Regions from separate parts of the Mus musculus genome. Here all the other regions are linked to region 1. The links are chromatin loops, found by intact Hi-C in ENCODE. Cell type or tissue: heart. All regions are shown on one strand.

Region 1 (4,000 bases):
GACAGGACTGAGTGGGTCACAAGCACTGAGACTTGGAAGACACCAATTTGTGGGGATGAACTGGTTGTCCCGAAGGCCTTCTGTCGATCATTCCCTGACCTGAGGTCAGACTCACAGAAAGAGGGAAAACCATTAAGGCAGCTGGGGCTGGCTCTTGCTCTCCAGTCTTAGCAAAGAATAGGTGATTATTTCTCCCACAGGGGCTGGTTGTTCACCTACCTGCGGGCCCCAGGCTGGAAGTTTAGAGTCTGTGACTGCTGGGATGCACATTGCCTATTGCTCATGTTTCTGCTCTCCCAGCCTGCTCTCTGTGGAGCATCAGAAGCACGTGGGACAAAGAAGACAAGGAACTAATCAGATAAAAAAAAATTCTTCAGATTGTGGTCTAACTCTTGTTCACGGATCAAGTTCTTCTGGTTGTTGTTTGAGGAACCCAGGCAACAGAGACAGTCAAAACAGAGTTTTTATCCCCAGCAAAGTGACAGCTCATTATAAAATCCTAACGCTGAGTCCAAGAGGCAGCGGTGAGAGAGATCCCATCTAAACTCATTTACAGAGACCCTATAACATGCGGGGCTTCAGTTAAGGTCTTTCAGCCTCCTCATGGGAACAGGTCTGGGTATTGTCCATGGTTCATAGGGAGTGTGGACAAGTCATTCATTTTCTTTCTGCAAAACAATATTTTAAAAAAATTATTATCATTAATAATAATAATACTTATTTACTTTACATCTCACTCACTGCCCCCTTCCTGGTCACACCCTCCCATCATCCCTCCCCAACCCCTTCCCTTCTCTGAGCTGGTGAGGGCCTCTTGGGTAACCCCTACCCTGGCACATCAAGTGCCTTTGAGGCTAAGTGCATCCTCTCTCACTGAAGCCAGACAAGGTAGCCTAGCTAGAACATATCCAGGCACAGGCAACAGCTTTTGGGATACCTCAAACTCCAGTTGTTCAGGACCCACATGAAGAGCAAGCTGCACAACTGTTACATATGTGTGGGGAGGCCTAGGTCCAGCCTGTGTATATTCTGTGGTTGGTGGTTCAGTCTCTTGAGAGCCCCAGGGGTCCAGGTTAGCTGACTCTGTTGGTCTACTTGTGGAGTTCCTATCCCCTCAGGGGTGGCAATCCTTTCTCCTATTCTATAAGATTCTCCCAAGCTCCATCTGCTGTTTAGCTGTGGGTGTCTGTATCTGTCTGAGTCAGCTGCTGGGTGGAGCCTCTCAGAGGATAGCTGTGCTAGACTCCTGTCTCTGCACACCAACTTTTAAAACTGCAATATGTCTCACTGTCTATAATGCAGCAGGCAAGCAGAAGGTACTTAGTAGGAAGCCAGGTGACCATGGACAGATTCTGAGTATCTTTGTGTTCTGGGGAACAATATTGACAGGGGTCCTTAGCTACTCTTGCATCCTTGGAATCCAAGTCAGTCTGGCATACAGTGGGTGCTCACTTTATATGATCCAGGGTGTTCTTGGTACTGAACTCCCAAGAGCATTTATGAATTACAAAACCAATAAACGGCAAACCAGGAGAAAAAAATAAAAACACTGTAAGTAATGTAAATAGGAGGTAATAGACTTGCTTAGCTGAGCAAGAGCAAGAGAAATACACCGTATGTAAAGAAACAGAACACTTATGTGATATAAAAAATATTAAAAAGACAAACTGAAATATTACTCTGTTCATGTTCAGAAGGCAGAGAAACAACTTTCAGGAGGCCGGGGGGACAGTGACAATAAAGAACGAAGATGAATCTTCTCTTAATGTCCTAAAAGAAGCAGATCAGATGAGCTTGGTGTAGATGTAGTGGTCCTAGGATTAAAAACAAGAAGACACATGAGTCACTTGTATTTGGGCTCCCCCTTAAGCAACTTTTGGGAAAGAAGAAATTAAATGGGGCACGGTGTAATATCTGTACATGTTCCCTCACCCAAGGCAGTGGCAGAGAAAGACAGTTAAAATCTGGGCTTCCTAACTTATCCAGTCACACTTTACACTGGAAGCCCATCTCCCTAAAGTCCTTCTCCGTCAAAATGTCTCAAAGGTCCCATCAACATCAATGGCTGGTCCCCAGCGAGTGGGGGGTGGGGAGTGGGGTTGGGGGGGAGGGGGAGGGGGCGGAGGGGGGATGATGGGTTAACAGGAGGTGTGGTAGCTGCTTTCCGAGATGCCTTGGAAGGTGCGAGTCCAGGAGGTAGCAGTAGAGGGCGCTGGGACCCCGGCCTGGGCCCGCCTCTGCCATTGGTCCGGGCTGGGGCGCTGGGTTGTGGAGTTGGTGGAAAGTGACAAGTTGGGCGAGAAGAGAGATCGTGGAGAGCTGGAGGAGCCTCGGCTTAGTGAGCCCCGAGACCGCAGCTCCAGGCACTGGGCACGCTCTTCTGCAGTCGGAGCCGGAGACACACGGTTCGCAAGAGCGACACAGAGAGCCTAGGACTGAACAGCCGGCTGAGTCAGGGCTGCTGCGGAGTACCGACCGGGAGGAGCCGCGCTCCCAGGTCCAGGGCGGCAGAGCGGAGACGAGGGAGCAGGTCAGAGGGACAAAGAGTTTTGCAAAGGCCCCCCGGTGTCCTGCGAGTGCCTGCGGCAGGACGAAGTGACCCGGAGCCCTGGGCGAACCCGTGGATGTTCTGCGCGCCGCCAGGGAGCCGCCAGCACCGCCACGAGAGGAGGAATGCACCGGCCGCGCCGCCGCGGGACGCGCCCGCCACCGCTGGCGCTGCTGGCCGCGCTGCTGCTGGCCGCACGCGGGGCTGATGCCCAAGGTAAGCAGCGCCCGCGCCCGGGTTCCACCGTCCGCCCCCCCCCAGAGCTGAGTGCCCGGTGAGCGCCTCGCCGGTCCCGGAGCTGGTCATTCGACCGCCGCCTGCACGGGCCGCCCGAGGGAGGCCATCCAGGACTCTCTCTGAAGCTCGGCTGCGGGCTGGGCTCTGGAGGACTGGTCGTAGGCATCCAGCTGTGGTTGTCAGTGCTGACAGGAAGTGTAGAAGAACTTTGGAGGTGGTGTGTGTGTATGTGTGTGTGTGTGTATGTATGTTGGGGGAGATGCTGATCCTTTGCCTATCTCTTTCTGGATTCCTACCGCACCCCAACTGGGGTCCAGTTTATCTACTTCTCTATCCCAGAAAGAGTTTGTATTTTCAGTGGCGCCTCCGACAGAGCCCAGGCGGTCCGCGAACCCATACAAACAAAAGCCCTGTACTCCCAGGACTCCCTTGTCCTTGCGTCTTCTCTGTTTGGTGTTCGGAGCCTCCTGCCCTCTAGAGGGTCATCCTGCAGACCAAAACCTTTGCTCTTCCGCTGCCACTTTGTGCAGTTAGAGGCGGCCTGCTGCTCCAAAATACTCTGGACTCCGGGGTGCACGTGTGCAAGTGTGTGTGTGTGTGTGTGTGTGTGTGTGTGTGTGTGTGTCGAGGTGGAAGAAATAGAGGTCATCTAATGCATACTTGATTTTGGTCATCTCCAGAGACAATCGCTACAGTTAGAGAAAGCCTCCACCGGCAGCCGGAGCGTCTTAGTTCCCTGCGGGAAGCTTGGATCCTCGCTGGGTCTGAGCCTGCACACAATGAGAGGGAAGAGCCCGCTGCGCCTGTGGAGACAACCAATTCATTCTTTGGAAGTTAGAGGGGGAAAGTTGATTAAAGTCTCTGGGGGTCTTGGGCCTCACTTTTAACATGCATCCCTTGAGGGGGTGTTGGAGCCCCTGAACTCTTCCCGCCCCCACTTCCAGCCCCCAGCCTCTCTAGATAAACAGAAATATTTACCATTCATATCTTTACCATTCATCTGTAAGCCAGTTAGGGAAGAGTCTAGTTTACTGAACAGCTGGGGAAAAGAACCACTCACTGAATGACTGCTGAATTAGTTTCTACTAAAAGTTAGGGGTGACTTTCTTGGTACAAAGCTCTCAGCAAGGAAGCTGGGTGCGGATTTTGATCTCCTGGAGGTGACTCTGGGATGGGAGCAGCGCTCACCCAACAGAGTTCTGAAGTGTCGTTATT
Region 2 (4,000 bases), 440 kb after region 1:
TTAAAAGGATGTTGTTCCTCTGCACACACAGCAGATTGCTACAGACTGAATCTTTCCTGTTCCCCAAAGATCATGAGTCCCACTTGGTTTTTGGTCAACATGATACCAACTAGAGTCATCTGGGAAGAGAAACTTCCATTGGGAAAATGCCCCCATCAGGTTGCCCGTCAGTACGTCCTTGATAGCTAATTATTAGAAGAGGGCCTGCAGGGATGGTACCAACCCTGGGCAGGTGGCACCAACCCTGGGCAGGTGGCACCAACCCTGGGCAGGTGGCCCTGGGTGAAAAAACAAAGCAGCTTGGCAATTCCGGAAGCAGTGTTCCTTCATGGCTTGTTCCTTCATGTTCCTTCAGTTTGTCTCCAGGTTCCTGCCCTGAGTTCCTGCTTTCCCTTCTCCTGATGATAGACTGTAACTTGTAAGCCAAACAAACCCTCTCCTCTGCAGGTTGCTTTTGGTCATGGTATTTTACCACAGCAACAGTAAAGCAACCAGTAGACCAAGCTACGGGCATGGTCTGTGGTGCTACCAGGAGTTGGTGGGATCTTCAGGAGGTAGGGTCTTGTAAAGGGAAGTTACATCATTGAGGCATGCTTTTGGGGGAGCACTGATACCCCAGTCCATCCTTCTTTTTGTTCTCTGACCACCATGAAGTATGAAGCTTTGCTTTATTATTATAATGCCCCGCCTTGTCAAAGACTCAAAGTGATGGGACCCACCAACCATAGACTGAAATCACGACCCACAAAAAAACCTTTTTTTCTTTTTAGGTTGATAATCTCAGGTGATTTGTTCCAGCGACATAAGCTAAGAAAGAGGTATAGAAGGGGCAGGAAGTAGCTTGGGGGATTACTGTTCACTCACTAGGCACGCCCCCCTCATGCCCAACGTTGTATCGGAGTTGGCAGGCAGAGCTCAAGTGTAGCACACAAAGATGCATCAGCATCCTACAGAGCCACAGCTGACACGCTCCACATCCATCACCCAGTGATCACCCAGTGCACAGCATCCAGCCCAGGCTCCTCACCTCCACTGTCACCTGAGTCACCAGTTCAAGAGCTTTCTCTAATTTACCAGTTTTTTAAAAAATAAGGCACAGAGATCAATCAAATTGTGTTTATAAGTACAAACCTTATTTGAAATTTAAAACATGTACTTCCTAAAGATATAAAGTTTCAGTAAGTATACATACCCTGACTGTGTACAGGCAAGAGCAAATTACGTCCACCATTAAGGAAAGGGACTGCATGTGTGTACCAACTTCAGCATTTACTCTTCATCTCACTGGAGTCTATTGAAAAGGAGGTGAATACCTGTAGAGGGTCAAATATCACTGTAAACCTTTCTTGTATTTACAGAGCCCACTCTGGACTCAGCCGTCTTGTATTTTGATTTATGGAGTTAGTATGTATTATGCTTACATATGATTTTAACTGGTTGTGGTTTTTTCTTGTCTTTTCTTTTTTTTTTTTATTTTTTATTTTTTGGTTGTCTGTATTTAAACACATAAAACACAAATCATCTTTCTCTTGGAATAGCTGATTCCCTTTCCCTCCAGTTACATAGAAACACATTCATTTAACACACTTCATGTATGTTTGTGCTGTCCTTTCAGAGTGATTTGGTTTAAATATCATTCTTGCCGGTTTACGTAATTACAGAGATGTATTTTTAAGAAAAAGCAAGCCTTTTTATTCCCCAAAGATTAGCCCTCGAGTGCCATCTTGTGGTTAAAGAGAGAATTGGCATCAGTGCTGACAAATGCTTACATTCTAAAATGTAGATAAGGAAAAAAAAATAGAATCAAGAAAAAGAAAAAGAAAAAGAAAAAGAAAGTTTGAAAAACTGAGTTCTCCAGGCATAGTGGCATACATGCACAGTTCCTGAACTTGGGACATGGGGACAGGAGAGTCAAGAATTCAAGGCACCAGTGTCAGCTCTTCCTGAGGTAGAATCATGTGCTGCAAAACCCAAGTGGCAGGACACTTCCCTAGCATTCCCAAGGCCTGGGTGTGGCCTACAGGCCACAAAACAAAGAGAGGCGAAGAGAAGGGAAGAGGGGCGAAGAGGGGGGAAGAGAGGGGAGGAGGGGGGAAAAGGGGGGAAGAGAGGTGAAAAGGGGGGAAGAGGGAGGAGAGGGGGGAAAGAGGGGAAGAGAGGCGAAGAGGGGGAGGAGGGGGGAAAGGGGGGAAGAGGGAGGAAGAGAGGCGAAGAGGGGGAAGAGGGGAGGGGGGAAGAGGGGGAAGAGAGGGGAAGAGGGGGAAGAGAGGCGAAGAGTGGGGGAAGAGGAGGGGAAGAGAGGGGAAGAGAGGGGAAGAGAGGGGAAGAGGGGGGAAGAGGGGGGAAGAGGGGGGAAGAGGGGGGAATAGGGGGAAGGGGGAAGAGGGGGGAAGAGGGGGGAAGAGGGGGGAGGAGGGGGGAAAAGAGGGGAAGAGAGGCGAAGAGGGGGGAAGAGGGGGGAGAGGGGGCGAAAGAGGGGAAGAGAGGCGAAGAGGGGGAGGAGGGGGGAAAGGGGGGAAGAGGGAGGAAGAGAGGCGAAGAGGGGGAAGAGGGGAGGGGGGGAAGAGGGGGAAGAGAGGGGAAGAGAGGGGAAGAGAGGGGAAGAGAGGGGAAGAGGGGGGAAGAAGAGGAGAGGGAAAGAGAGGGGAAGAGGGGGGAAGAGGGGGGAAGAAGGAGAGGGCAAGAGAGGGCAAGAGAGGGCAAGAGAGGGCAAGAGAGGGCAAGAGGAAAACCTTCCCTCCCAGGCCAGTACTTTCTCTCTCTTAGAGACACTTTGTGCCCAGTGCTCTAATCCTCCTTCCCTCTATCTACTTCTGACACCTGATGGTGTTCAACCATCCCCAATTCCTTCAGCTTGTCTGTGAAACTGTCCAGGAAATTGGAAAGTATCGGCATGTTGTAAAACTGTAGAAAAGGATTTAAAATATATAAAGCTTAAGCTGTCTGAGGTTGTACTTTTCCTAACAGCTGAGGTTTGAATCTTGGCCTGCAGTACCACAGCCAGGTACCAGAGCAGACTCTGAGGGCCCCAGGCAGGGTTACAGCTGGGAGAAGGTGTGATCCCAAAAAGATGGAGGCAGAAGTGGACTGCAGCAGGCTTTGTCTAGCCTGTGAGAGTGTTCCATTTCAGAAGAGGGCTGCTGCTCTCCTCTGTGCCATGCGTTTCTGAAGATAAACATATCCAGTTCTGTAAATATCTTGTAATAGACTTGATTTCTTTCTGGTCTTGTGGCAGTAACTGGTTTCACCACTTTCCTGTGGCTTTGTGGTTGTGGCAGAGGATTTGGTAGACTTTGACCCCAAACAGCACAGCTCTTCTTAGAGCCGCATATGAGGTTCAAGGTTCGTCTGCTCCTGTTTGATTCTGCTCCATCTGAAGTGCTCTGGCCTGTGCTGGTCTCTCTCCTTTCCTTCCCCCTCCCTCACACCTTCCTTTTTTCCCTCCCACTCCCTGAGATGCAAGGAAGGAAGATTCTGTTCCTTTATTAAATTAAATTTTAGCAGAATATTAAATTATATTTTAGTAGAAGAATGAGAAAGAAGACAAGAGATCTCATTACGGCATGTTACCAAAAGTCAAGGTATTTATGAAAGGACAAAATAATTTCATGATTCCCTCTATGAGCATAAACCTACTTTTCAGGAGCTTGTTGCAATTTGTGGTGATCCTGAAATTGTGTAAGAATCCTTAAATAAGCAATTATTAAGAGTTTTTCCTTTTTATGATATTTTGTGCCATTGTGATCTAATCTGTATTTTTTGAGTAACGGCAAACATTTCGTTTTTATAATTTGGCTCAGAAACGCTGTCATTGGCGCAGGCTGCCCTTGGCCTATCTGGGTCTGACCTTGCTCCCTTGTTTCTCCGGCCTCTGCTCCCCAAGTGCTGCCCCACGGTACAGCTGCAGATGGTTAAATCAAGGAGCAATGGCAGCCAATGAACAAGCCTGACAACCTCAGCTCCATCCCTGGGCTCCATGAAAGCAACCTCATTCACATAA
Region 3 (4,000 bases), 140 kb before region 1:
AATTTCAGCTTCAGAAAGTCCTTCACCAGCAAGCAGCCCAGGTGGAGCAGAGAACATGCCAAAATGTCATGCGCTGTGTGGGAGGAAAGCTGGGTGGATTTGTCTAGGCACCCCCATGCCCACGTGCTCCCGAATGTACCCTGGGACATCGGGGTCTCATTAGGAAGGTTGCAGTGCCTTGGGTCACTGCTCTGTTAGTTCAATGAAGAGATCACTGGAATAATATTTCATAAATCTAGCTCTTTGGTTGCATATGCCAAGACACATATGTTGGTCTAATTTACAAGGCTCTAAGAAATGAAGGGGAACTTGGCACAGAACTTAAAATAGATGAATTTTAAAAAAAAGCTACTCGTAATAAGTCAAAAAAGTCATGGTAGATAGCTATGAATAAAACAAGCTTGCTTTTAAAATCAATTTCAAAGAATTTCATTAAAAAACAAAAAAACAGGAGCTCTAAATAAGCCATAAAAAGTGGTTGGTTTTTGGCAGTCTGGTTCTCAGCGTAATACATGTGCCTCATGGGCTGTTTTCACATCTGCAGATTTTCTTTCTCTTTGCTTTCAGTTGGCAAGGCCAGCAGTATACAGTTACAGTTCTCTCTCAGAGGTGTATCAACTCCAGCCCCGTGTCATAAGGGATCTTGATCACCTGTCTCTTCCACAAACTATCACACTGGTCTACTATATGGACGACATGGTGCCGATTGCACCATGTGAGCAGGAGGTAGCAACCACTTTGGATTTGTTGATAAAACGTATATGTACATCAGAGGATGGGAAATAAATCCAACCAAAATTCAAGGGCCTTCTACCTCAGTGGAATTCCCAAGCATCAAGTGGTGTGGGGCATGGAGAGATTGACCTTCTAAGGTGGAGGGTAAGTTACTACACTTGCCCACTCCTACCACCCGGGAGAAACCTGTTTGAATTTTGGAGACAGCACATTCCACACTTGGGTGTGCTACTCAGGCCCATACACCAAGTGACTCAGAAAGCTGCTAGCTTTGTGTTGGGGCTGGAACAGGAGACAGCTCTTCAGCAGGTCCAGGCTGCTGTGCAGGCTGCTCTCCACTTGGACCATATGATCCAGCGATCCAATGGGACTTGAGCTGTGGGTAGTTGGTCAGTGTGGCCATGTCTGCTCTATGAAGGACACCAGGCTCCCATGCCAGTTGAGTGCTTTTCAGCCATGTGCCCATTAACTCTGCTGATCCTGTGCTAGGCAGCTGCTCCTCCCCCATCACAGGACTATTCCTGCCTCTGAGAGGCTAGCTAGCTGCTTACAGAGCTTGTCTTCTGTCACACCCAAATTGGCACCCTGGTAGATAAATAATTTTGGTTTTCAAAGGTGGTGATTCACAGCTCCCTTCAAAACCTTACTCTCCACTTCCTATCAGACTCCCCAGACCTGTGGTTTGACCAGTCCTGGTTTACTTTTTAAACTTTGATGATACGGCTTCTTAATTGGTAATTTCTGCTGACCTAGACAAGAAACTCACAGGATGAATTTTAAATTGATTATTAGGAAAACCTCAGGGGACAGAGGATATTAGATATTAAATTTGTTGAGATAAACTGTTTTAAAACATTTTAGGTTCTTCAAATGTAAAAGACAATTTGCTTCATTAAAATGTTTCCTTGAGAAGGCTGGAGAAATTCTTGGCAGTTAAGAGAGGGTACTGTTCTTCCAGAGGTTGGTTCTCAGCACTCAGACCCAGCTACTTCACAGCTGTCTGTAACTACAGATCTAGGGCATCCACTGTCCTCTTCTGGCTCCATAGGTACACATGGCATATAGCAGCCAGACATACACATATACACATAAATGAAAATAAAAATGTTTAAAGTGTTTTCTTGAGAGTAAAGTCTGTTTAAACAGACAGTGTCATATGCCTGTATGTCAGCAGAGGCTAGCAGGATTTCACGTTCCAATGCCATGTGAGCTACATGATCAAGGCCAGTCTGGGTTATATAGTAGGACCCTATCCAAAATAATTAATCATATTATCCTATTATTTGTCTAATTATTAGCAACTGATCCAGGTTTATATACATAGGAAAATATATCTATCAACTCCTCATTGTTCTGTATTTCTCAAAAATGTGGTGAATCCCTAGAGTCATTTTTCTATAAATTTAAGAGGAGAGCCTAAATGTTGGTGGATACTCTCACTAAGCCATTGTTACCCCCAGTGCTGGAGATGCCCCTGGGCATTGCCCATGCTGACAAGAGCATTCTCCCTAAGCTGTACTCCAGCCCCATTTGGTTAAATTCTTGGTGGCCAATGAGCAGATCGGTTGGTTCCGCTAGCTGATCATTTCTCTTCTACCTGGGATGGCGTGTGGGAAGGACATAATTCTGTGGGTCTCAGAATGGCATCGAAGCAGGGAGACCAGAGGTAACTGAGATCCCGCTCCCATTTTAAGCTTGACCTTTTATTTGCTCAGTGGCTCTAAACAACTTTAGCTGCAGATGGCCCAGAGGCTCCAGTTCAAGAGGCAGCAGGGAAAGTGAGAGCCATACCCGGTATCTTGTCCTAGCCTGCTTTAGGGACTGCAGTTGTTCCATCTTAGCCTTGGCTTCCAGAGCAGAGGCTGGCAGCTCTCTGGTGTCTGAAACCAAAGTCTGTTGTAGGCAGCGCTCCGGGGCACTCTGCCCTAACGGGAAACGAGGCAAAAATAATTGAAGGGTGTTCAGCTTCATTGTGTGGGCAGAAGGATCTTCATCCGAACGACTTTGAAGATCTGCTTCGTGTGGGGGGGGTATGGGTGGGTGTGTGACCCGTAACTTTGTCTCAGGAGACAATCACCATAGGGAATTAATGAGACTTCCTAACCGACAGTGATGGTCCAAAGGAAAATTCTGTGTTGTTTACTCAAAGGACACTGTGGCAGCTTCAGGTCCGATAGACCATTTGGGGGACCCTCAGCTACTTCCTGGACACCCTCACAGAGCCAAGTATTGGATATGAAAGATGAGTGACTTTGAAGAATGGATTTCTGGGACATACAGGAAAACAGAAGAGGGTCCACTCCCACTGCTGACTTTTGCCACAGCTCCTTACCATGACCAGAAGCCAGGAACAAGTGGATTACGGAAGAACACCTATTACTTTGAGGAAAAGCCTTGCTATCTGGAGAATTTCATCCAGAGCATATTCTTTTCCATAGACCTCAAAGATCGCCAGGGATCATCACTGGTGGTCGGTGGAGATGGGCGGTATTTTAATAAATCAGCAATAGAGACAATAGTGCAGATGGCAGCTGCCAATGGGGTTGGTATACAACAAGTATTACTACATCTCTGGCCCTTCCAAGCAATTTTTTAATTCTGCAGAAATACTGAGATGCATCGAGGTGTGGATAGGATCTACACCTCAACTCTAACACCCGCTTAATGTCATTGTGATTTCAGATATCGAATGTTGTGAGAATAGTTCAGAGTTATAGCAGGGACGCAGGGACCTGGGAGTGGAGTTCAGGTTTGCATGTGTCTTGCTCGGTTTCTGTAGTTTGGAAAGTACCTGTTGCTTTGTAGACACATACAGAATGCTCCTGGCCTTAAGCTTTTGCGACTGCTTGCTAGCTAGCTAGCTTCTAGAATTACGCCTGTGCTATGGAGAGCTGTCATGAGTCGGGGCAAGGGGAGGATTTGCAGTGTGTTCAGTGGCTTCCTTGTTGACGTTCAGTCATTTGTCCAACAGGAAAGAAAACAAAGGCAGGGCATGCTGTTTGTAGATCTTGGAAGTCATGTAAAACAGTACCAGGGGTGGGGGCTGGGGGACAGTTGGATGTTAGATGTGAGTCTTTGGGGGAAGACTGTTACAGAGGGATCTGCTTGTAATGACCTGGGGCACAAAGCAGCCCTTTATTAGGGTGAATTTGTGCAGCAGGGTAGAGATAATGGGTCTAAGATGGCAGTAGTGTTAGTAGGCTCTGCCAAAGGGCTGCATTTTGGACACACGTTTGCCAGATTAAGCAAAGTAGAGGGCAAATGG
Region 4 (4,000 bases), 72 kb after region 1:
GTTGGGTTGCTCAGTTCCATAGGCATCTCTTGGCAGTTAGGGTGGATGCATGGGAAGACGTTCACTCTTAGCCAGAGGCCAGTTTGCCCTTGTAGCATCCCTCCTTCCGCTTTAATAGAAAGCTGTGAATGCTTTGCTGGGTACTGTTTTGATCGAATTAAATTTGCTTGTCTTGAATACGACTGGACCAGAAAACTGGAGTTTCCCTGTTTAGGAGGCAACTTCACTCCGGGTAGAGCCTAGCTGGGCACGAGGAGGCTGGAACTGTTGAACACAGCAACCTCCATTCTTCCCCCACTCTTTCCCCATTGCAGCAGCAGCAGCAGCAGCAAGCTGTTACTGGGAGCCTATGATAGAACAAAGCTGTGTGCTGTGATATGGCTGCCAGAACTTTTTATCTTTGTGTTTCTCTTGAATTTGGGGGCGGGAGATGATTATAGGAAACGCAGATTGAAAGGTAACAGTTTCCATTTTGCTAATAGACACTTTGACTTTTCTTTCCCGTGATTTGTTTTATTTCTGTCCCCTTTTGTGTGTACTACACAATATGCCTGACAGAATACTGTGTAAGGGCCAAGAAGTCACTTTTGGATACTGTATAGCCAAGAACATTCTGCAGTCCTACTCAGCTACCCTACAAAGCAAGTCCAGAGGCCAGCATGTTGAAATGCCTCTGCTCAGGGAGAAACCAGAACCCCCTCCCCCCCCCCACACTTCCCATCTCCCCCACCCCCCACATACTTCCCACCTCCCCCTCCCCCCCCCCCCCCCCCCCCCCCGCAAGCTTTCAGGGAGAACTGTTCTACCGCACCTGTGATTGCCTGCTGTCAGACCTGGAAAATAACAGTTTGGAGGAATTCTTCTTTGAGATCACAGCACTTATCGATAAAATGGGAAGCCAACTGGATGTAGAGGAAGTGTTCAAAGCATTTTAGGCAATCTTAAAAGGAAAATGTTTGTTTTAGTGAACTAGGTCATCAGTGTTCCCATTCTTTCTGTGTTGTAAAAAAAGTTAAGGATTGATCTCATATCTTTGCTAAGGTTTACTAAAACGAAGAAACTGGAATACTTAGCATGATCTATAAGAAATATTAACGAGATTTTGATTGGATGCAAACAATGAATAAAATGAATGGCTCTCTTTCTACTTACTGTCCTTCCTCTCCCCCAGGTTTTACGAGTTTTCTTCCTGAGCTGTCTCCACAAGATGCTGAGGAACAAAGTTTGCTCCACAGCAGACAGGATGCACAAAGAGGGCCTTCTTTGTCTGATCTGTCTGCCAAATCTCTTGTCTTCATAGCTCTTATAACCTAGCTGATCTTCCTGTGGCTGTGGGGGAGGCTTATCTTTGAAAGTAGAATTTTGAGTAAAGCAATCTGGAGGTTAGGGAGGAGTGGTCAGGCTCCATGGCTCCCGGTCAGATTCAGTGCTCACCCACGTGCTGTCTCTTAAAGGCCCCTGATGACCATGGAGTACATTTTTCCTTTGTTAGGATGCATTTTTCCTCTCTGTGTGGGTGGTTTTTGTTATGTAACTCCTATGAGCATGTGGCCTCTCTATGCCTTGGTGTCACCCATTCATATCTCGGGGGCTATCAGGTATTTCCTGAACTACTTAGGGTTCAACTGAGGAGTAAGTGACCCTATACCAAGAAGCCTTTTAAGAATGATTAAGTATAGAACAAACATAAAGCGACATAAAAGTCATCAGAGCCTTTATTAGTGAATTCTATTTTTGTGACCCCATAAAATTTGATTCCTTTCAGCTCTGGCAAGGATAGGGTCTTGTCGAGTTGTCATCATTTAGGAAAGTCGAGTGCTTGCCAGTGGCCTACAGAAGGAACTAAGGAAGAAAAAGATGGACACTCACTCACTCAGGAAGACTCTCAGGTGATATCTGCCCAGCAGTTCCTCCTTAGGTTAAAGTGGTACCCCAGTAGAAGTCACACACCAGCATATTCTCTCCCCCCCCCACCCCCCAACCATGGAGGCCAGAGGAGGCTGTCCAAGTCCCTAGAGTGAAGCTGTATAAAGGAGCTTGTGAGCTCCCTGGTGTGTGGACACTGGGAACCAAACTCCAATCTTCTGTAAGAACATCAAGTATTCTTAGCCACTGAGGCATCTATCCAGCTCCTGATAGCACATTTTTAATGATCATTATTTGTGATAAATCCCACAGTCTAATTGCATTATCTGGCATTGAGCACAAGCATTGCCTTGTTTCGTCTTGTACTGAAATACTGGACCATAGATGGTGATACTTAAAACAGTTAACCTTAGCTGACCTTTCTCCTCCCCCCAAGGCATAAACACATCTCTAAATTTAATTCAGGTTATATTGCATGTGTGTGTTTATAACTGTTGTCTCCATTGGAGCAGGAATTTAAATACATATATGAATATATATATATATGTGTGTATATATATATGAATATGCCTATATGATATATTCCAAGCATTCATCTCCTCTGTCTTTCTTTCTCTCCATCTCTCTCAAATACACACACACACCACATACACACACACACACACACACACACACACACACACACAGAGTGAGAGAGCGAGAGAGAGAGCGAGAGAGAGAGAGAGAGAGAGAGAGAGAGAGATAGATATGTAATTAATCTGTCCAGTATTTTAAAGTAGATGTTATCACTTGTATTTCAAGATAAGGCATGGAAATATAAGAAATTAAAATAAGACTTGTTCAAGATTGTATAGGCATTCAGAGGTGAAGGAGAGATTTTGAACTCAGGCAGTTGCATTCTTAGTGGCCCAACCACCTCCTAAATGAGACTGCTCATGTTTGAGAAACTAGCTTTTGTTAGTTTTTCTCAGGCCATAGCCTGAGAAAGCTGGGTGAACCCTCTTACTCCTGTCTCTAACTTAAGCCCAATCCTGAAGTGTACCAAGTCTGGCATCTGAAGTCCATGTCCAGAGGCCTCATAGAGCCAGAGAAGCGAATGCATATTGCACTCATGTGCCCAGCTGTGTATTGTGGTGTGTGGAGAAGAGTGGACATCTGATAACTTCCATGGCATCTTTAGACCTGCTCCTGATCTGTCCCTAGCTGGAACCTCTGTGGCTGGCCCTACACCTGGATGAATATCCTGGGTTGCTGGTTAGGAGACTAGGAGGCCAGATGAGCCCATAAGGAGGAAATATTCCCACTGTCCCCTACCTCAGTTAGCTTGATTGGACAATGGCTTCTTTATGCCTTGAAGCCTTCTGACTTTCCCAGTTAGCTTTTCCCTTTGAAGCTGTGGGGCCTCAAGCATTTTCTTGTGTTTTAATTCGTTCTTACTGACTTAGACAAGCTTTTCTCAGCCTCCCTGTGAGTGCATTTCCCTGTTTAATGTTGAGAAATAAGTTGTCTTGTTTGAATATCTTGTCAAATCACGCATGCACGCATGCACACACACACACACACACACACACACACACAGAGCTACAGAACTGAGGAACTAAGTGCACAGACAAGGAGAAATTTTGTAAAAGTTCTAAATATTAGAAAGATGACAAAATTCCACTACAGAATAGTTTTGATACGCTCTTGGTCAAAATGAGTAGCTAGTAGGTCTCTTGTTCTAATTTGGGGAATTTTACCATCTAAGGTTTATATGTTATAATGAAGTGGTGTGTGTGTGTGTGTGTGTGTGTGTGTGTGTGTGTGTGTCTATTTGCAGTGTGGGGGATTGAAATCAGGTCCTTCTCTATGCTAAGCAAGCCTTCTACTGCTGATCTACAGCCTAACCCTCCTAATAAGCTTGTAATGTCATTTCATGTGAGCTTTTATACTGTGGCTACCCATTGCCTATGAGGTCAGACTTTGGTTCAAATTGCAGCTGTGTTACTGACAAGCTGTGTGACTTGGGCAAGTTTATTTCATCTCTTAAGAGTCCCTTTTCCATCTCAGAGGAGAAAGCAATAATTATATATTACTCAGAGAGCCGCAGGGAGTGAAACCAGGCATGTTTATATATTTAACACTGGCCTTTTAT
Region 5 (4,000 bases), 67 kb before region 1:
CAATTGAATAGAATAACTCACTCATTAACGTCTCCCTTTCTACCCAAGATATAGTGGCTTGCTTCCAGAGTTTTAAGCATTGAGAGTTTGTTTGAAAATTAACAACTAACTAACTAACTAACTAACTAACTAACTAAGAGTTAGTCTAGAGACAATTTTACTCATCTCACCTTCTTTCCAGCTATGGACAACTTTACTTAATGTTTTGAATCATATGAATACAATACTGTTTCTGTAGGTGGAAATGGTGACATATTAGTAGTTTCACAGGTTCCAACCATAGTCTAGTTGGCTTTATTTTCTTCACTGTGTTGATGAAACCGTGAGGTTTGAGATGGTAAGGCAGCCTGGATCTCAGAGACTTTTCACAGTGGGATGTACTCAGGAACCTCTCAGGGCATTGTTAAAATGCAGATTTGGACTTAGTGGATATGAGAAGAGGCAGATAATTGCTTTTTCTGGAGCCTCCAGGTAGCTCCTGATGGTCAGTGGACCAAGCACTCTGAGTGGCTGATTTAGGTTTGGTTGGCCCTGAAAGGGCTGCTAGAGTTGCCATACCAAACAAGAATTCTGTGCTTTATTAAAAAGGAGATTTTTGGCTGGACATGGTGGCTCACATTTATAATTCCCCCCAGAAGCTATTTGAGTCAAGGTGACAGAGTAAGAACCCACCTGAGAAGAACTCCACGAAACAAACCCCAAACAAACAAAAGGGCAAAACCAAGACAAAACAACCCAGACAATGAATATTGAAAATCAGTTTTCCTCTTGTCTGACTTTGGGGATGCCCACCATGCACTGAGCATGTGCAAGGCACCATCTATCAACCAGAAGACATCTCCAGCTTCATTTTCTTTGGTCCCTTCTCTTCTTTCTTCTGTCCCCTTCTTTCTTCTCCCCTCCCTCACTTTCTTCTCTCTCTCTCTCTCTCTCTCTCTCTCTCTCTCTCTCTCTCTCTCTCTCTCTCTCTCTCTTTCCTGGCATCTCCCTTTCTGTTGGCTGATATTACATTTATTATTATTATTATTATTATTATTATTATTATTATTATTATTATATAAAGTACAGAAATAGTCTCTGGTTTCATTAAGGTAACAGGTGAACTAACTAGAAGTCACAGATACCAGAAAATCTGGGAATACAGGTGAGACCTCAGATGGTTCCCCAAGGCTCTGAGAATGGAACCTTCTTGTTGTCTCCCAGCCTCCTGCCCTTGGCGCTGGGGATTGAACCAGGGGCAGCCCACATGCTAAGCAAGCACTCTTCCACTCAGCTACACCCCTAGTTCAGGTTGCTTCCCTTTTGTTGGAGACTTGTCTACTCCAGCCAAGCCCTCTCTCTGCCCAACCCCATAACTGCTGCTATAAAACCATTTAATGATTTCTCCATTTCCATAGGAGCCCAAGTCTACGGCAAGGGTTTCAGGTGACTGATCTTGGGTTTTATACATGGCCTGTAGCTTCCAGGAGGCCAGAAGAAGGAGGCAAACCCAGAGCAGGCATTCCCAGCAGAACATGCACGGCTGCTGGATTGCCACAGCTACGCGCAACTTAGTTTCCCTTCTTCAGCTTTCTAGAAGAAGAAGGAAAAGAAAAAAAAAGGAAAAAAAAAAAGAAAAAGAAAAAGAATTCAACCACCCTGCAATTACTGAGAACCTCAAAGAAAGAAATGAAAAGTATAGCCATTAGCTTGAAAGTCTAATGACCCCAATCTAAACAGTGCCAGGCATTTTATTCTGCTCACTTGTAGGAGAAAGGCATTGCTTTTATTTTAAAATCTGTTAGCAAGAACATTGAGTTATGTTCTACATCTCCTTCCCTTTAAAAAACAATTCTAAAGATGAAAAATGCAAACTATGTTTTTTTCTGCTAGCTTACTCATACCTGTAGCTGGTGACCATTAATTGAGCACCTGCTATAATTCAAGACCTGTGACCTACAACAGTAAACAAATATAAACAGGTGTGATTATGACTTAGTGACTATAAGAACTACAGAAGAGTTCATCTAAAGGGTTCTGAAACAGAAGAGAGCTTTTTACTTCAGGGAGCCAATTGTATCTGCCTCTGCTCGTCAAATTCTGACAAACAAAAACATTTTTTTTTAGCCCCCAAACTCTTGATGTTTTCAAAGCCAAAGACCCAACCTTAGCTTTAGAAAGCAGATCAGCTGCCATTGCTACCAGTAGAGGGCGGCAACATGACAGTTCAGAGTTGGTCCTTGTGGCTGAAAGCCTACAGGAAGTATGCTTAACTTCCCTTATTTATGCAGGAGCTGGAAAAATAAAGACAGCAGTAAAAATCTTTCCCCCTTTCTCTTGTAGAAACCTGCCTCAAGGCTTTATGGTCTGTTCGCAGGTTCTTATATCATATACTAAAAAGAAATCAGGTCCAATGTAAAACCTGTGAGATTTCAGCAAAACTAACAAGTGTTTGGGAATTAAAACAAAACTGAAAAAACACAAAAATGTTCACCGGTGTTAAGACATAATATGTCTTTGTGGAACAATTGATCTTCAGGATTTGTAAGGCAATTACTTGGTGGTATTCTAGAAAGCCAGGAGCCTCCAATGCAGCAACCCACCGGCTAGCAAAATAGAAATGGCAGGCTTTGAGCACGTGGTAATGAACAGCCCGATGCTTTGGTCCTGGGATGTGCTTTATAAGATGTGAAAAGCAAATGACCTCTACACAGTGAATCGAGGCTTTCGACTTATACAACCGTCTCCATACTCCAGAGAGCTCATGGACACTTTCACATATTAAGCTGGAAGATGACTTTTAGATTTGACAGAGATCGCTGGTGGCTTTTGAAAGGAAACTATGACAACCCTCAGGGGGAAACATAGATGGTGCATGTTCAGGAGTCTATAAGCAGGAGGAATAGTGCTCTGATATCTTTGGAGTAAGTTAGGTGGTGAAGTGCTGTGGTCTGAATGTTTTGTCCCATCAAGCTAATACGCTGAAATCCTAATCACCAAGGTTATGGTGGCATTTGAAAGTGGATCTTTGAAGAAGTAATCAGGCCATAGGCGTGACATTAGTGTCATAGACAAGAAGCCAGAGAGATACTTCTTAGCCCCTGTACGATGTGAGAACACAGAAAGAAGATATTGTCTGTGGGTCAGCGATCTCTGTCAAATCTAAAAGTCATCTTCCAGCTTAATATCCCCCAACAGCCAGCATGTGACCAATCTCTTCCCTCAGTCATCTTTGCCCAGGGTTTCCAGGTCCTTCTGACCCCTGAATCTCTGTTACTTCCGTGGAAGCATGCCTCCATAGTCTAGTCTCAGTCAACTGTTTGCTTGCTCGCCTGCTCAGAACGGAGTCTCGCTATATAGCCCAGGCTGTTACCAAATCTAGATTTCCCAGTTTCCAAATACACGTGAAACAAATTTCTGTTGTCTATAATCTACTCAGTTTATGTAGTTTTCTTATGGCAACCTGAATCTACTAAGACACAGAGAGTATAAACATCAGTTGCCTTAGAGAGATTCAGGATTGGTAAAGTTAAGGTGAGAAGCTTTTCATTCAAAAGGGCACATCAATGGAACGCCAGGAAAACACGGACCCCCATCTGTACCCCTTATATGTCTCGAGAGACTTGGGGGATTAACAGGAAAGATAGTTTGTCACAACTGTTCAACTCACGGAGGAGACCTGTATTTACAAAAAGAAGAGAGATAAATGCATGATTTTAGGCACAAGACATTCGATAGAAAGCAGGTGCAAAATACTAGGGGCATACGTCGAGTTCCCAGGTGGAGGACTTATGTCCGGTGGTGTGATGGAGAAAGCAAGAGCGAAGATAGCACAGACAAGCCAAAGATATACCAGAAGGAAGCTGAAAGGCCTCTGGATGGCCCGCCTTTCTCAGAACAAAAAGAGATAGGTTTGCTAACCTTGCCATGGAGATGGGGGTGGGGTGGGGCGTGGTATTCAGTGCATTGCTCATGCTCCATGGGCCAAACTTCAGTCACAGAAACATTCCTGGAGAGCATC
Region 6 (4,000 bases), 150 kb before region 1:
GAGCGAGCACTCTGGGGCATAGGAAAGGTACATGGGAGCGGGCTGGGGAAACCCCAGAATGTTTTCACTCAGTCTGCCAACCCTCGTGCAGAGAGCCCAGCTACCCCAGAATAGGACATGCCATTTTAAATTACCGCTAACTTACGTCAATTCTCCAGAGTTTCTAGAAAAAGGCATCACGCACTGTTGCGTCAAACAACACTCATTCACTCTTGTAGTTTCAAGTAGCAGCCCTAAGGGTAAGCTGCTGCTGCTTCTTCTTTCCCTTTTCCTCCCTCCTCACCAGCTCCTTCCAAGCCCAGATCCTCACGTATGCCAGGCAAGCACCCTTCCACTCTAGGGATAGCCACAGCCCGTGATGCTCTTAGGAACCCTAGAGAAGGCTCTACCCTGGCTCCCTCCTAGCTCCTGTCACTTGGTGCTGCAGCATAGCTCACATTCTCTACCTCTGTCCCCATGTGGCGCACTTCCTTGTGTCTGTCTCTGTCTTCAAATCTCTTGCTCCTTATAAATATGACAGCCACTGATTGGATTTAGTGCCTGGCCTAATTTGATAACACTTCAATTTCCTCATCCGTAGTATAGGAGTAGTAAGAACACCCACATCATGGGTTGTTATTATGTGTGCCAGGAAGCCTACGTGTACTGTTAGGCACAGTGCTGGACTTCACATGAGTTCATATGACCTCAGCAGCTTGAGAGAAAAAGCTGTTGGGCCGCTGTATAATAGGTGAGGAACCAGATTGGTACCCTCAATACTACTTAAGTACTAAGTAAAGCCTGGTAAGAATTTGAGTTGGATCCCTTATTTTCACTATACTGAATTCCTCAAAGTAGATGGTCCTCAAAGTGCATAGTCCATGACCCTAAGCGCACTAATCCATGATGTCCAAAAGAAGTCATTCAAGCAACGATGTTGTCTTCAACAACTTCTTTGTCGTCTTCATCTTCGACTCCATCTCCGCCTCCTCCTCCTCCTCTTCTCTTCCTCCTCCTCTTCTTCTTTCTCCTCCTCCTCTCCCTACTCCTCCTCTTCCTTCTTCTTGCTTCTTCCTTCATCGTATCATCTGCATCACCATCATTATTTCTATTGCTGTGATAAGACACCATGACCAAGGCAGTTATAGAAGAAAGGGTTTATTGAAGGCTTACAGTCACAGAGTGAGTCTGACCATCATGGTATGGAGCGTGGCAGCCAGCAGGAAGACATGGTGCTGGAGCAGTGGCTGAAGCTTACGTAACGTCCTGACCCACAAGCACTAGGCAGAGAAAGCTAAGTGGAACCTCAAAGCCCACTCCCAGTAACACACCTCCTCCAACAAGGACACACCTCCTAATTCTTCCCAAACAATTCCACCAACTAGGGACCACTATCCAAGCATAAGCCTATGGGGGCTGTTTTTATTCAAACCACCACAGATGCCGCCCTTTCAGAATTTGTTTATTTTATTTTGAAACAATATCTCACTTTGTAGGCCATGTCGGCCTTAAACTCAGTAGGCAGTCCAGGCTGGTCAAATTAATGGTGATTCCTGAGTCTTAACCTGTTGAGTGCTATTGAGTTGCAAGCACACAACCATTGTCCCTATTTTACAAATAAAAGATTGAGATCAGAAAGACTATAGAACCAGAATGGGGCAAAGTCAGGGCTGGACCCAGGCTGGTCTAATCCAGAGCCTTCTGGGTAGAACAAATGAGTGCTTGGTTCAGTCCTAAGCATTCCTTCTTCCATTTTGATTTTCCATCCTCCATGTTCCTTCTTCCTGCCTCCCATAGTGCCTGGGCCAATGCAGAAGTTGAGAGAGTGTTTATCCCACAAACCATCTCTTCCCTGGCTCACATCAGATGAGCTAGAAAGGTGAGATCAGGCCTTCTCAGTACCTCTTGATTTTTTTTACTGTGTGTCCAGGCAGCTATGATAAGCACTTCCTGTATTTTCTTTATGTGCTTGAACTTCCTCAAGGGTATTTGCTCCCTTACTTCACACTGATTCTCCACTGGAAGGCAGTTTTCCTTCTCTGGAGCCACCTTTCTCCAAAGCTGGCCTGTGCAAGCATGAGACTATCCCAGAGTAACAGTGTTTCCCGCTTTGTGTTAAAATCTTAATGATTTGTGGACCATAAGGAGACACAAAGGGGCCTGGTGAACTGGGCCCTGCTATGTTTAGACAACACAGCAATTCTGGGAAAGAGAACTGCACCTCTGTCACCCCAAGGCTACAGCACATTTGCCTGATTTTTCTGTTTCCTACCACAAGAGGGAAACATACAACCACAAATGATTTGAAAATAAAGCAATTCTCTAACCAGACTTGTGGGTGTGGGTGTCCTTTATCTTTTAAATGGATTCATACTAACTGTACATCCTTATGGGTCACAGTATGGTGATTCAATGCATATGTGCAGTGCTCCATAACATTTATTATTTCTTTGTGATTGGCAGCTTTGGAACTTGGCTCCCCACCTCCCCCCCACACACCCCCAAAAAAATCCAAGGGATTTTAGTACTTAACTCCAGGTAATAACCAGAAGGCGCACACTTAGACTAGTGCATCTTTAAGTTGGAGAGATTGAGTTCAGCCACAGGACTAAGAATGACATTCCTGTAGGCCGGGGTTGCTGGCCATGTTCTTCCTTCTGAGCACACAGTTCCAGTGCAAGTTCCTAGTGAGCAAATTTTACTCCAGCTTTTGACATGTCTTCTCTCTACCAAAAAGTTCTCAACGGATAAGGGAGACAGTTGCCTGCTCCTCTCTTCCTGTTTGCTTGGAGGCCACACTAGTCAGGTCTGACTTCACAGAGGCTCATCACAAAGTTGAGTAGATGCTGGTGGTTAGCCCAGTGAGACTCCACTGAGCCACTCTGAGGACCATAGCATGATGCTGAAGGCTGCTGGGAGCTGGGGCTGCTGGGAGCTAGGGCCATTGGGAGCTGGGGCTCCTTGGCCCCACAGTAGATGTAGGAGGAGCATAGACAACAACTCTTTGATTCTTATCTCTGTAGCCCATCTCCTTCATGTTCCTCACCTTCTGTGGACTCATTTGTCTGCATAAGGGTTTGTGTGTGTGTGTGTGTGTGTGTGTGTGTGTTTGTGTATGTGTGTGCGTGCACACCTATGACTCTCTGTGTACTATTTTATTTAAACATTATTGATCCTGCATTTCAGTTTTATAAATCACATCTTTATGGTTTTTTTTATAAGTCACTGTTGACAAGCAACAATGAAAACACTCAAGTTCTGTGATCTAATGAAGGGACTCAGCAGCCGCTTTAAAACTCACTGCCCAGGTCAGCTTCTGACTGGTTCTGACATGGGTTTGGATCCTCTGTTAGTAGCTACTCTGTGGTCAAGTATTGCAATGAACATTTTACATGCTTTTCTTTATTGTGTTTTAGAACTCTTTTTGAAACGGATTCTCCTGTAGCCCAGGCTGGACTACATAGTTGAGGATGGCATGAGGTTTCTGATCCTCCTGCCTCCACCTCCAAGTGCAGGAAGTGCAGCTTCTGTGCTGCCACACCCTGCTTCTGCAGTACTCAGAGGCTGAACCTGGGACTCTGAGCATCCGAACGGAACTAAATGCCCAGTCCTAACTGCTAGAACTGTGAAAAGGAGTTTCATTAACCTTGGTTTGCAGAGACTCTGAATAATGAATGCACTGTTAATTGTTTATATTGTATTAGGCACTGTGAGTGTCCTGGAGGTTTCTTTTCTTTTTTTTAATTAGGTATTTTCTTCATTTACATTTCCAATGCTATCCCAAAAGTCCCCCATACCCACCCCCCCACTCCCCTACCCACCCACTCCCACTTTTTGGCCCTGGCGTTCCCCTGTACTAGGGCATATAAAGTTTGCCTGTCCAATGGGCCTCTCTTTCCAGTGATGGCTGACTAGGCCATCTTTTGATACATATGCAGCTAGAGTCAAGAGCTCAGGGGTACTGGTTAGTTCATAATGTAGTTCCACTTATAGGGTTGCATATCCCTTTAGCTCCTTGGGT
Region 7 (4,000 bases), 93 kb after region 1:
TGTGAACTAAACTGAGAGTGAAATGGCCACCTCTTGTCATAATCAGAGTTATTTTTGTGTGGTGATCTATGTGTCCACGAGGAACTTCATTTTGATAAGCCAGACCTCTGTTAAAAAAAAGCCATTTATTTGGCAGCCATTTACTGAGCTCATTTCACATGGGACCATTTTCTAGGCCTAGCAGTACGAAGGTGACTCTGGTTTATAACCTTAAAGAAAAATGGCCTCGCGTAAGTTTTCAACTTGAGGGTCCAGTCCAGTGAATTGATGAGGAACAGCTGCCTGGACGGTTGTGTGGGGAACGGTTCTGAGGCAGAGAGAGGGACCACCACTGTCTTTCAAGAGGAGAGAAAAGGAGGGAATGCTATTCTAGGAGACAGGTAAGCTATTGTGGTTCAGGGTCTCCGGTGGCATAGGAAATGACCATGAGAATTGCTGTGGGAACAGCCAATTTTGTGTGCAATGCACAGAATGGGGAGCTTCTGAGTTGAGGCATAGGACATTTGTAGGAGTATGTCTGGCGAATTAGCTGAATCAAGCAAAGAAAGCACAGGCAGAAACGGGCCAAGAACTGTAGGAAAGGCGATGGTGCTTCTCTATGTTAGGAGAATATACAACCTCACTAACTGCAGGTGGGCTGGGGTGTTGTCACTCAGGCCAGACTGCAGACCAGGGTTGGGTGAGGAAGCCCAGAAAGACATTTGACACAGCACCATCTTGACAATAATTTTTCTAGAAGGGTGTCTCCAGTGGTGCCCTTCCAGCGTTGACCTCTGGGCTCAGGGCATTGATTAGACCAAGATGGTGTATCCAGTGATTCCATTAGCTGAACGCCCCAGTCTGGAAGCTGCGTGAACCCACGGAGGACTGCATCTGAAGGCGGTTGGCCAAACAGCTTGAAAGATTCCAGCCTGAGTAGGGAGAAAGGAAATTTTGCTTTGCTTCAAGTGAGCTATAGTATGGCGGAATGCTTGGCCTGGAGGGAAGAAACATGAAAAGGAGCAGGAGCAGAATTTTCTTGCAGACCCATCAGTGAAAAGCATGACGTGGCCGTTCAGAAATCACAAGGATCAACCAAGAGTGGAATGGACAGAGGCACAGCCATCCTCTCTGCTTCCATCATGGTTGGGTCGTGGAGGGAATACTTCTTTCTTTCTTTGTGTGTGCGGAAAACTATAATGATAAACACTAATTGGCATGTGCCCAGAAACAAAACAAACAAAACAAAACAAAAAAAAACCACATATCTTATCCTCAGATATTCCTAAGGTCATCTAAAAGTCAGGCATATGTATGGACCCGCCCCTCCCCCAACACACAGAGGGGTAGACAATTGTGAAAAGCACATTTTTGATGTTATCAAAAGGATTTATAGATTGCATAAGGGTTGGGCCCAAATAGGACCTTCCAGTTCTAAGATTTTCCCTTCCATTCTGGAAAGGAAAAAAAAAAAAAAAAAAAAAAAACCACCACCATCACCACAACAACAATAAAATCCTACAACATCTCAACACTGTAGTGTTTGTTAAAGCCAGAAAATAAGCATTTATACATTTGAGTCCTGTCTTCAAGGTGTCTCTTGGCTGGGACGCCTTCCTGTTAGGACAGGTTTCTTGCCTTGCTGCGGTGACAATGGGGCCTTTCTGTCTCTCATCTGGACCTTCCTTGTTTTACTCCTGGAGTCTCCACCCTCTCTAAAACAAGGACCTCCTCCCTCTCGTACTTCCTGGGCCAAAGTCTGCCCTATCATTGCTGCAGGAATAAAGGCACTTTCCAGTGAAAGTAGCCATAGCTTGCAGGAGGTCACACAAAAGCTTCTTCCCCTAGCTCTCGGCGTTTGCTACCCGGTTATGACTGGATGAAATGAGCTGATCATGATAAGAACATGGCCCTGCTGCTGCTGCTGCTGCTGCTGCTGCTGCTGCTGCTGCTGCTGCTGCTGCTGCTGCTGCTGCTGCTGCATGGTGGCCTCTGCTGTTCTGGACTCTGCAGCCTGTGTTGTCTCTGGCCACCAGCCCCTGTCAGATGTTTTGGCAGCTTCAGTGCTGACTCTGATTTCTCACACCAGGTTGTTTTGTTGCTGTGTGAATTGTGTGAATGGGGTTCCCATCATCATGCCCCAACACTGTCCCTGACCCCAAACTCCAGTCCAGGAGAAATCCACCCAGAAGGCTCTGGGGAGGGGAGAGTAGCTGATATACACCATGGTAATCTACAGAGGTGGGGTAGGAGAAGCCAGGGGCTTGATTCGACTCTGTTGATTGGCTGGCTCTCAGAGGGAGGAGGGGCAGAAGAACACACACATGCCAAGCAGGGATCCAGGACTTGCTCACAGTTTCTTCCAAAACTTGCCTGCTAATCACCTGTTTCCATTGCCAAGAATGCTTGACTGACTAATGATAACAAGACAAAAGCAGGGGAGGAGAAGCTTCCTGGGCTCTGCCCCGGAACAGTAATCCTTTCCTGTCATGCAGACCGTTCAGTGGTTTGGGTGCACACAGAGTGGCTGGTCTTTTTCTTCTCTCACTGATGGCTGGCTAGCAGCCCTCAGTAAGAAGTTGGACTCTGTACCTCCTCAGTGGCCTCTCTCCAGGGCTTCCCGCAGCCTTGTGCTGTGCTCTTTCCACTGGGCCCTCCAGCCTGCTGTGCCTGGAGACTCTGTAAGGTCAATTGCTGGAGTCTGCACCTCTGGACGTCACCTAAGGGATGTAGATCATTTTGCTTCTGGTGTCTTCTCTCAAAGGCCTGCCCTATTGCTACAAACCTAGGATGCCCTGGCTGACGGTTACTGGGCCTAACCCCTTCATTTTGGCAGTAAAGACTCTGAAAACTAGAGATACAAGTTTACTTTCTTAAGATTATAGAGGTAGTTGGTGACAAGGCCTAAGACCCACCCTCCAAAGTCACATTGGAGGGGACTTATTGTCTCTCACACTGAAGCGTTGCCAGGACTAAAAAAAATAAAAATGTGTCTCTGTAGAGACAGCCTGTAGTCCAAGAGAGGAGATAGCATTTATATAGAGCAGTGTGGAAAATTCCAGCAAATAGAGGTAAGAACAAAATGCTCTGAGAATGTGTGTGTATGTGTGTGTACTTGTGTACTTGTGTACTGATTTATTGAGGAGAAATGGAGAAGGCGCTGTGGTAATGTGCAGGGATAGAGCAGTTTAGTGTCAGGGTGACTGGGTTCAAGCTTCCTTGCTGGCTTGCTGAGCTACCTTGGGTCAGTGGGTGGGTGGGTGGCTTACTTTCTGTGTGCTCCAGGTAGGTGGGAATAGGGACAAGGGGGGCACAGATGCCTGTGTCTTGGAGAGGGAAATCAGGAGAGAATGACTTATCCAAGCAATGTCGTCTGGTACCAGGCCTCTGTTTTCATTTCTTCATGCCCTTACCTGTCGGTTTGCTGTCTGGGAACTGAAGTCCAGTATTGGTCTTGGATGCAGTGTTACTGTATCTGGGCAGGTTGATCCTTCTGGATATGGCACTAACATGTGTTAAAGACTCTTTCCTTATGAGGGTACACTTTCTCTTGAGAAATGGGGTGTCAGTGCTGGGTCATTTAGCAAGACCCTTTCTGCTCTTTCATTCTTGTTCTCCAGTCATTGCTCTATGCCTTTTGCCCATCCCCCTCCCTCACTGTTTGCATGGGAGTTATTGATAATCCTTCTGCAACAAGGCTGGCTGGGCAGTAGATGTTCCCAGGCTAGGATGCTGCAAGTTTCTGGGTCTTTCCCTTGCCATTTTTGAGGGCTGGCTACTACACCATGTCCCTTTCAGCCGGACCTAGGGTCTTAGGACTACCAGTTTTGGTTTAACATCAGGAGACTAGGTCCAGAGTATCAAGTAGGCAGGTCTGTGAATGATGGACCCTTAACTGATAAGCAGCTAGGTACAATTACATTTTAAAGGCACCATCTATTAGAGAATATTTTCATTTTCTCATTATCTTTAAAATATTTATATTTTAAAAACCTATAGTACCCCTGAATGCTGAGCATCT

Evidence for each region. Peaks named below come from ENCODE experiments on the same cell type or tissue, not always from the same donor. Only the 100,000 strongest peaks of a DNase experiment are listed, where the experiment ranks them.
Region 2: a loop joins it to region 1, with 13 times the contacts of the local background. A loop is called at or near these places in 18 of 42 quality-filtered maps.
Region 3: a loop joins it to region 1, with 2.0 times the contacts of the local background. A loop is called at or near these places in 6 of 42 quality-filtered maps.
Region 4: a loop joins it to region 1, with 2.4 times the contacts of the local background. A loop is called at or near these places in 3 of 42 quality-filtered maps.
Region 5: a loop joins it to region 1, with 4 times the contacts of the local background. A loop is called at or near these places in 6 of 42 quality-filtered maps.
Region 6: it touches region 1 in a loop (4-fold over the local background); 6 of 42 quality-filtered maps call a loop at or near these places.
Region 7: it touches region 1 in a loop (2.7-fold over the local background); 3 of 42 quality-filtered maps call a loop at or near these places.

Annotation. Positions count from the first base shown.
Region 1 is chr4:100,093,546-100,097,545 of GRCm38, forward strand. Ror1 (receptor tyrosine kinase-like orphan receptor 1) reads left to right here and starts at 2,246. Exons shown (of 9, transcript NM_013845.5): 1 at 2,246-2,764. The coding sequence starts at 2,674. It overlaps Gm35701 (a long non-coding RNA gene), which reads right to left and starts at 2,098. Exons shown (of 3, transcript XR_376465.2): 1 at 1,933-2,098; 2 at 1,680-1,814; 3 at 1-668. In heart, a CTCF peak has its summit at 2,232 (motif pointing right); DNase peaks (open chromatin) are centred at 2,246 and 2,876; H3K4me3 peaks cover 2,034 bases; H3K27ac peaks cover 1,679 bases; H3K27me3 peaks cover 1,718 bases.
Region 2 is chr4:100,536,374-100,540,373 of GRCm38, forward strand. All of the region lies in intron 8 of Ube2u (ubiquitin-conjugating enzyme E2U (putative)), which reads left to right. Among named protein-coding and RNA genes, the nearest start is that of Ube2uos, 10 kb to the left of the region's middle. In heart, a CTCF peak has its summit at 1,735 (motif pointing left); no DNase peak of the experiment used is centred here; H3K27me3 peaks cover 446 bases.
Region 3 is chr4:99,953,017-99,957,016 of GRCm38, forward strand. The region is part of intron 1 of Pgm1 (phosphoglucomutase 1); the gene reads left to right. Among named protein-coding and RNA genes, the nearest start is that of BC062258, 25 kb to the left of the region's middle. In heart, no CTCF peak of the experiment used is centred here; no DNase peak of the experiment used is centred here.
Region 4 is chr4:100,165,646-100,169,645 of GRCm38, forward strand. The region is part of intron 1 of Ror1 (receptor tyrosine kinase-like orphan receptor 1); the gene reads left to right. Among named protein-coding and RNA genes, the nearest start is that of Gm12701, 48 kb to the left of the region's middle. In heart, no CTCF peak of the experiment used is centred here; no DNase peak of the experiment used is centred here.
Region 5 is chr4:100,026,638-100,030,637 of GRCm38, forward strand. No RefSeq gene overlaps it. Among named protein-coding and RNA genes, the nearest start is that of Gm35701, 67 kb to the right of the region's middle. In heart, a CTCF peak has its summit at 2,182 (motif pointing right); a DNase peak (open chromatin) is centred at 2,184.
Region 6 is chr4:99,945,109-99,949,108 of GRCm38, forward strand. All of the region lies in intron 1 of Pgm1 (phosphoglucomutase 1), which reads left to right. Among named protein-coding and RNA genes, the nearest start is that of BC062258, 17 kb to the left of the region's middle. In heart, a CTCF peak has its summit at 2,251 (motif pointing right); no DNase peak of the experiment used is centred here.
Region 7 is chr4:100,186,049-100,190,048 of GRCm38, forward strand. The region is part of intron 1 of Ror1 (receptor tyrosine kinase-like orphan receptor 1); the gene reads left to right. Among named protein-coding and RNA genes, the nearest start is that of Gm12701, 68 kb to the left of the region's middle. In heart, no CTCF peak of the experiment used is centred here; a DNase peak (open chromatin) is centred at 2,183; H3K27ac peaks cover 1,210 bases.